Regions from separate parts of the Homo sapiens genome. Here region 2 is linked to region 1. Evidence: chromatin loops called from intact Hi-C (ENCODE). Cell type or tissue: transverse colon. All regions are shown on one strand.

Evidence for each region. Peaks named below come from ENCODE experiments on the same cell type or tissue, not always from the same donor. Only the 100,000 strongest peaks of a DNase experiment are listed, where the experiment ranks them.
Region 2: a loop joins it to region 1, with 14 times the contacts of the local background. A loop is called at or near these places in 1 of 110 quality-filtered maps.

The regions. Positions count from the first base shown.
Region 1 is chr12:31,287,311-31,291,310 of GRCh38, reverse strand. It overlaps SINHCAF (SIN3-HDAC complex associated factor), which reads left to right. Exons shown (of 6, transcript NM_001135812.2): 5 at 3,527-3,677. Among named protein-coding and RNA genes, the nearest start is that of FLJ13224, 35 kb to the left of the region's middle. In transverse colon, no CTCF peak of the experiment used is centred here; a DNase peak (open chromatin) is centred at 1,670; H3K27ac peaks cover 468 bases.
Region 2 is chr12:31,485,571-31,489,570 of GRCh38, reverse strand. All of the region lies in intron 2 of DENND5B (DENN domain containing 5B), which reads left to right. Among named protein-coding and RNA genes, the nearest start is that of DENND5B-AS1, 100 kb to the left of the region's middle. In transverse colon, no CTCF peak of the experiment used is centred here; no DNase peak of the experiment used is centred here.

The sequences.
Region 1 (4,000 bases):
ATGGCTTTGTAAAACAAAATAAATTCGTCTATAAATGTTAGCTATTCTTTTTGTGTCATCCTTTTCAAAATCTGCAGTGATTTCTGCTTACTATAAAATATGGTTGAGAATTCCTAGAAAGTGTTTGAAGGTCCTATTTTTGTTTGAGCTGAGTCAGTTCCTGGAGTGTTTTTGGCTTCCACAGCTTTGCTCATTGACTTTGCCCATTGTCCCTACCGACTTGATGCCATCTAATCACTCCTTGGTGCCTTCTAAATCCTACGTAATTTTTAAGACTTAAAATTGCAGTTTGGGCTGGGCATGGAGGCTTACACCTCTAATCCCAGCACTTTGGGAGGCCGAGGCAGGTGGATCACCTGAGGTTGGGAGTTTGAGACCAGCCTGACCAACATGGAGAAACCCCGTGTCTACTAAAAATACAATATTAGCTGGGCGTGGTGGTGCATGCCTGTAATCCCAGCTACTTGGGAGGCAGAGGCAAGAAAATTGCTTGAACCTGGGAGGCAGAGGTTGTGGTGAGCCGAGATTGTGCTATTGCACTCCAGCCTGGGCAACAAGAGCAAAACTCCGTCTCCGAAAACAAAAACAAAACAAAACAAAAATGGTCAGATAATTGAAATTTCAAATAGTTTAAAGATATTAAGCACTTCCTAGGAGAGTGAGTTTTCCTCAGCAGCATAGAGGTGTCTGTTGATGTTAATTATTTAGGAAGTCTTAAACATCCCACTAGACTCATTTTTTTAAAACCTGCTACTCTTGAGGATTTTGTTTGCTAAGTTAACATATTAAAAATACTAACGGGGCTTTCTTTTAGATACCTAATTTTATGCTGTTTTATGTAAATATTTGTAAATATAAAATATTTGTGAGCTCTATTCAGAAAACGTTTTCTTGACTGGGTGTGGTGGCTCACACCTGTAATCCCAGCACTTTGGGAGGCCAGGAGTTCAAGACCAGCCTGGCAAACATGGCGAAATCCTGTCTACTAAAAATATAAAAAAATTAGTTGGGTGTGGTAGTGCACACCTGTAGTTGTAGCTACTCGAGAGGCTGAGGCATGAAAATCCAAGAGGTTGGAGGCTGCAGTGAGCTGAGATCCAGCCACTGCACTCCAGCCTGGGCGACAGAGTGAGACTCTGTTTTAAACAAACAAACAAACAAACAAACAAAAACAAAAACATTTTCTTGGCTAGGTGTGACCATGCCTGTAATTGCAGCACTTTGGGAGGCCGAGGTGGGAGGATCGCTTGAGGCTAGGAGCTCCAGACCAGTCTGGGCAAATAACGAGACCTTGTCTCTGCTAAAAATTAAAAAAATAACCAGCCGAGTGTGGTGGTGTGTGCCTGTGGTCCCAGCTACTCAGGAGACTGAGACGGGAGGATTGCTTGAGCTCAGGAGGTTGAGACTGCAGTGAGCTGTGGTCATGCCACTGCACTTCAGCCTGGGTGACAGAGTGAGATCCGGTCTCAAGGAAAACCAAAAGATAAAAATAATTAAAAAAAAAAAAAAACCCAAATTTTCTTTAGTCTGTTTCTTTCCATGCAGCATGTAACATAGGATTTGATGCCTTATAAATATTTAATAAGTACTTGATTGGTTATCTGAATGGAAGGATTGCTCTGTCAACGTGTCCTGGGATGGGCAAGGTGTATGGTAGGCCCCACCTGTGTTTATGAGGTTTATGATACTGCTCTTGCTGTGACGTGGCAGTACAACAGCCTTATAGCACAATGACTGTTAACTAAGAAACTTATTTTCTGGCTTGTACATTTATCTGACATCTTCACATAAACAGGCAAAGTATTAAATCAGGGTTAGCTCTGCATCTAATGAACTGCCTTTATTCCTTATTAAATCAGGATCTTTTGTTTTCTCTTTATAGGTATAATGTCATTATTCTTTGGCTGCTTTCAAGATTTTTCTCTTGGTTTAGTTTATAGAGGCTTAATTATGACGTGTTTTGGCATGGATTTCTTTGGGTTTATTCTGTTGGGCTTTGGTTAGCTTCTTGAGTCTTAGGTTTATGTCTCGCCAAATTTCACAAGTTTTCAGCCACTATATTTGAGTACTTTTTCACCTCTATTCTCTTTTTCCTCTCCCTCCAGGACTGCAATGACATGAATGTAGATGTATGTTTGACTAAGCTCCACAGGTTTCTCCTGCTCTGTTCATTTGTTTTCTGTGTCGTTCATATGGGGCAATTTCTGTTGTTCTTTCTTCCAGTTCACTGTTTGTTTTCTCTCTCCCCTCCATGTTGCTCAGCCCATCCACTGTGGTTTTTATTTTCTTTATTGTATTTTTTTCAGTTACAAATTTTCCATTTATTTTTTCCTTATAGTTTTCTATCTTATTTTTACTGAGGCTTCCTATTTCTTTGCCAAGCCTATGTTTTCATTTATTTCAAACATGTTCATAATTGCTCACTGAAGCATTTTTGTCGTGGCTGCTTTAAAATCTTGGTCAGATAATTCTAATGTCTTTGTCATCTTAGTGTTGGCCTTTTCATTTAGTTTGAGATCTTCCTGATTCTTGGACTGATGTAATTTTTTATTGAAACCTGGACATTTTCAGATTATGTTGTGAGACTCTGGGTCTTATTTAACCCTTCTATTTTAACTGGCTTTTTTGACACCCCTCAGGGCAGGGAAAGAGGGAGGGGCCTCACCACCCTATTACTTACCGCCAGGTGTTAGAATTCCAGTTTCTCTCTCAACCTCCATTGACATCTGAGGTTGGGGGGAGGGGGAGGCTCCTTGTTACTACTGGATGTCAGGAGAGAGTTCAGGCTACCACCTGGTGAGGGTGGCCTTGTACTTAGTGGGCCATAATGAAAATCCTGACTTCGCTAGGCTTCCTCTGACACCACCCTGGTATAGGTGTTGGGGTGCTTCCTAAGTCTTGTGAGGGTGGAAATGTAGGCTCTTCACCTCAGCCTCTGCTGGGGTTAGGAAAGGTGTCCACAGTTTTTTCCGTGGGTTTGGCTGGAACAGGAAGGTTAGTGTTCAGAAATGTTTTCTGTCTGGCTAGGCTGCCCTTTTCCTAGTTCTTTGCTAGAGAGATCAGGTTTTAATTGGGGTTTTGGATTTTTGTTTTGTTGTTGTTGTTTTGATTGTCTGTACACATTGGCATTTCTGGGTGGCTGCTGTTTCACTTCCAAAGCTGGGGATTATGAGGCAAAAGGAAAATCCAGAAAAACTAAGGAACCTACCACCATGGCTTGCCTTGGGTCTTGAGCTCCCTAGATGATCATCACCTTTTGGAGTCTCAGGTTTGTTTTATATATAATATCCAGGGATTTTAGTTGTATAAGCAGGAGGAATAGGAAGTATGTCTATTCCATCTTCTTCACTTCTTTAAAAAACACGTTAGTCTGAATATCTTCAAATATCAGTAGTGCATAGAAAATGAATTATTTTTTACTTTTTCTTTTTTACCAACTCTTTCACAGTGTCTTATGCTGAGGTTTAGTTGCAATTACATGTAATGAAATTGAAAATTTTATTTTTTCTCTTAATCTTTATTGCAGATTCTGATGCTCACAGTACCACCTCAAGTGCCTCCCCAGCTCAATCTCCTTGTTACAGTAACCAGTCAGATGACGGCTCAGATACAGAGATGGCTTCTGGTTCTAACAGAACACCAGTTTTTTCCTTTTTAGATCTCACTTACTGGAAAAGGTAAAAGAAACAAAGTATCTCTCTAACCAGCAAACCATCTTAATTATGGGCAGTATTTTTCTACTTCCTTAGCAATTAAATGGCATTTGGCAAACAGTTGGTAACACACGATTGCAGTGGATTAAGCAGGAATTGAGCAGGGAAGTGGGATTTTTGTATGTTCTTCCTATTAAAATTTATTTAAAATAAAAATCACATCAAGGTACCTACATTGCCTATTGCTAGATAAGTGGAGTAGAAAGACAATATGCAGTGGAGAGAATCAGTAAAACTAAGAGTTGGTCCTTCAAAAAGACGTGACCAAAAATATACTAGAGATAAAG
Region 2 (4,000 bases), 200 kb before region 1:
AATACTTCTCTTCCCTGTCCTTGACTAGGTGTGACCTCCACTGCAAAACCATCTCTTAAGCAGGAGTAGTTACTCTGTCTTTTCTTATGATATCTCGAACAGAGTCCGTAGCAACACTGATCACATTTTTTTGGTAACTGCTGGTTTCTGTGTCTGTCTTTCCTACTAGACTGTGAACTCCCTAAAGGAAAGGATTATTTTTATCTTTGTCTTTTGAGTTACCAAGATCTAATGCAAAACATGGGACAAAATAAGTGTTTATGGAAGGAGGGAGAGAAGAGGGGAGGGAGGGAGGGAGACATTCTGAGAAATGTGTTGTTAGGTGATTTTATTGTGCAAACATCATAGAGTGTATATACACATACACAGACCTAGGTGATATAGCCTACTATACTTCTAAGTTATATGGTATAACGTATTGCTCCAGCCGTTGTCCTATAGGCAGTCCATTGTTGACCAGAGTGTGGTTATACAGTATATGATTGTATTTGCATAATGAGGGAGAGGCCATGGAAGTCATAGAACTACAAGATGTGGAAAAAGGAATTTTAAAATTCTAGCCAAACTGCCTGAAACGGTCTAGAGAAATATAAGAACATTTGCTGACTCAAACTGGGAAAGTTACACACTTGTCATTATAAGCCTGCTTTGGCTAAAGTAATCTGGTTACTAGTAGTAGTCTGATCATCAGTGACACCTCTAATTTTTAGTTGTTTTATTGTGGGATGGTGAGGGGGTATTGTTAGTAGATAGCAAAGTTAAGGGTTAATTAGAAATGTTTAATACCGTGATAAACAAATCTTGATTTATATTTCAGGTTTTCTGAGATTTCTTGTAGTTCCTGACAGTTTAACAATTCTGATGAAACTCAGGTTTTCTGAGAAAGTATCTTGTAGTTCCTGATATAAAACAGTACTGTATATCTTTTAAAAATGGAAAAATAATAGCATTTTGCAGTTCATGTTTCCCGATTAGATATATAGTTCTTACTTTTTTTGATTTGTTGGAAGAGCATTTAGGAAAAATTCTTACATCTGTTGTCTGTAGCATAGAAAGCCATTCTTCACTTTGAGTACAACTTTTGGCAAGCTTTTTCTGTAAATGTTTGAATGTGCGCTCAAGAAAGCTACAAACCCTTAAGGGAATATTTGGCAGCTGTTCAACAGCAGTTGAGCTATGATTTTGTGATTTAGGATGACAGGAACGCCTATCAATTAAATTAAATCTTTATGTTGACTTTGGTGGTCACTATGTTTCTGTATTGCCTACTTGATGGAAAAAGAATTACAAGCTGAAGTCCAGGCACTGTGGCTCACACTGTAATCCCAGCACTTTGGGAAGCTGAGGCGAGTGGATCACTTGAGACCAGAAGTTCAAGACCAGCCTGGCCAACATGGTGAAACCTCGTCTCTACTAAAAGTACAAAAAAAAAAAAAAAATAGCCGGGTATGCACGCCTATAATCGCACACACTTGTAATCCCAGCTACTTGGGAGGCTGAGGCAGGAGAATTGCTTGAACTCAGGAGGTGGAGGTTGCAGTAAGCTGACATCACACCACTGCATACCAGACTGGGCGACAGAGTGAGATTCCGTCTCCAAAAAGACAAAAAAAGAATTACAGACCAGATCAAGAGGTGAACTAAGCCTGGTGCTTTACCCCCAGCTGTTTTTGTTTGTTTTCTTGTTCATTCATTTATTCATTCAACCAATTGTTATATGCCATGCACTGTGCTAAACAAGTTTGAGTTTAGCCTGGAGCAAGAATAATTCAAATTATCCCTTCTACAATCTTTATTGACTACAATAAATGTGTCAAATGAAGTTTTTGGGTTTTTAGGGTTTTTTGTTGTTTTTGTTTGTTTGTTTTTTTGAGACAGTCTCACTCTGTCTTCTAGGCTGGAGTGCAGTGGTGCAGTCTTGGCTCACTGCAACCTCTGCCTCCCGGATTCATGCGATTCTCGTGCCTCAGCCTTCCAGGTAGCTGGGGCTACAGGTGTGTCCCACCACGCCCGGCTAATTTTTTGTATTTTTAGTAGAGGCAGGGTTTCGTCATGTTGCCCAGGCTGGTGGTCTTGAACTCCTGAGCTCAGGCAATCCACCCGTCTCAGCCTCCCGAAGTACTGGGATTATGGGTGTGAGCCACTACACCCAGCCAAATGAGTTTTTATTCATGCTATCAGCAGAGCAACTCATTAACTTGTTATGATGAAATCAGCCTTAATGTGAACGTAGAATTATTAAAAGATTCTGCCATAGCCTTTCCTTATACAGTTATTCCTAAGACTAGGAATAAGTGGCTTTTACCCCCTACCAAATCCAGGTATTCATAGGTTTTACCTAAGTCTATATCTCATTCTATCCAAATATACATAGTAATTTAATATGTAAAAGAATTGAGTAAATCTGCCTTAGTCCTTTCCACATCTCATATTCAATGATATGAAATATGAAGACATTTTCACTGGTGCACTAATGCTGAGCTTCACAGTTTTTTCTTTTTACCCATGTTATCAGTCACCACCTGTTATGGCCCCAAATGGTATATTATTCCATTGCAGTTCCCTTGAATGTTTAAAGTTATTGAAATGAAGTACTAGCCCTTGAGTAGCTGGCAATGTAGAGATCAAACAGAATTATACAATACTAGTAATGTGTATGTTTATATAATGTACATATGTTTACAGTGGTGCAAGACTTTAATTGCTTCTCCACAATAAATACTTTTTAGAGGAGTAACATTTTATGGCATGCAAAAGATGAAGAGAACACTATTTTTTATGGAAAGGTAAAGGAAGACCTCTCTAAGGTAGTATTTATGTAGAGACTTAAGGGAAGTAAGGAAGTATTTTGATTATCTATCGCTGCATGACAATCCATCCGCCTACCAGTTAATGGCTTAAAATAGGGCTTGGCAATTTTTTTCATGAAGAACCAAATAATAAGTAGTTGAGGTATTGTGGGCATACAGTTTCTGCCACAGTCACCCAGCTCTGCTGTTGTAGTGTGAAGGCATCCATAGACAGTGCATAAGTGGATGGTTGTGACTGAATCCCAGTGAAACTATTTACAGATCAGGTGGCAGATTGTATTTGACCTAAGGGTTTTTCTTACTCCATTCCTCCTGCTAAAATAAAATACTTCAGACTGAGTAACTTACAAGGAATAAGAATTTATTTCTCACAGTTCTAGAGGTTGAAAGTACAAGATCAAGGTGTCTGTAGGTTTAGGGTCTAATGATGGCCTAGTCTCTGCTTCTAAGATGGTACTTTGTTATTGTGTACTCCAGAGAGGACAAATGTTGTATCCTCACATGGCAGAAAGCACTAGGGTGCTGCTCCCTTCAACCTTTTATAAGAAGGACGAATCCTTTCATGAGGGCAGAGCCTGCATGACTTAATCACTTCCCAAAAGTCCCCACCTTTTAATACCGTCACCCTGAAGTGATGTTCCAGCATATGAATTTTGGAGGCACACATATATTTAAACCCATAGCAGGGCTGTTGTTTGCTGACCCTTGATTTAAAGCAACAAAATCATTACTTAGCCTACATATCTGCAATGTAGGTAGCTTTTGGTTGGCTGCGCCTGTATTCTACTTGGTGTTAGTTTGGAAGGTTTGAAGTCTGAGGACTGAAATCATCTGAAAGCTCACCCACTCACAGGCCTGTCTCCTGGACCAGGCATATAGCTAGGGCTCCTTCTGTCTCTGTGTGGTCTTTCATTTGGTCTCACCAGTCAGGCAGCTTCAGGCTAGCTAAACTTTTTATATGTTGCCTCAGGGCTCCCAGAGTGTGTTACCAGGTTACCAGAGAGAGAGAGAGAGAGAGAGAGAGGAGATGGAAGCTGTATTGCCTTTTTTAGCCTCTGCTCAAAAGTCACTCTGTCACTTGTCACTGCTGTTGCATTTTACTTGACTAGGCCAGGGGTGGGCATACATGGCCCCCAGGCCAAATCTGTCCAGCTGACTGTTTTTATAAATAAAATTGTGTTGGAACAAAA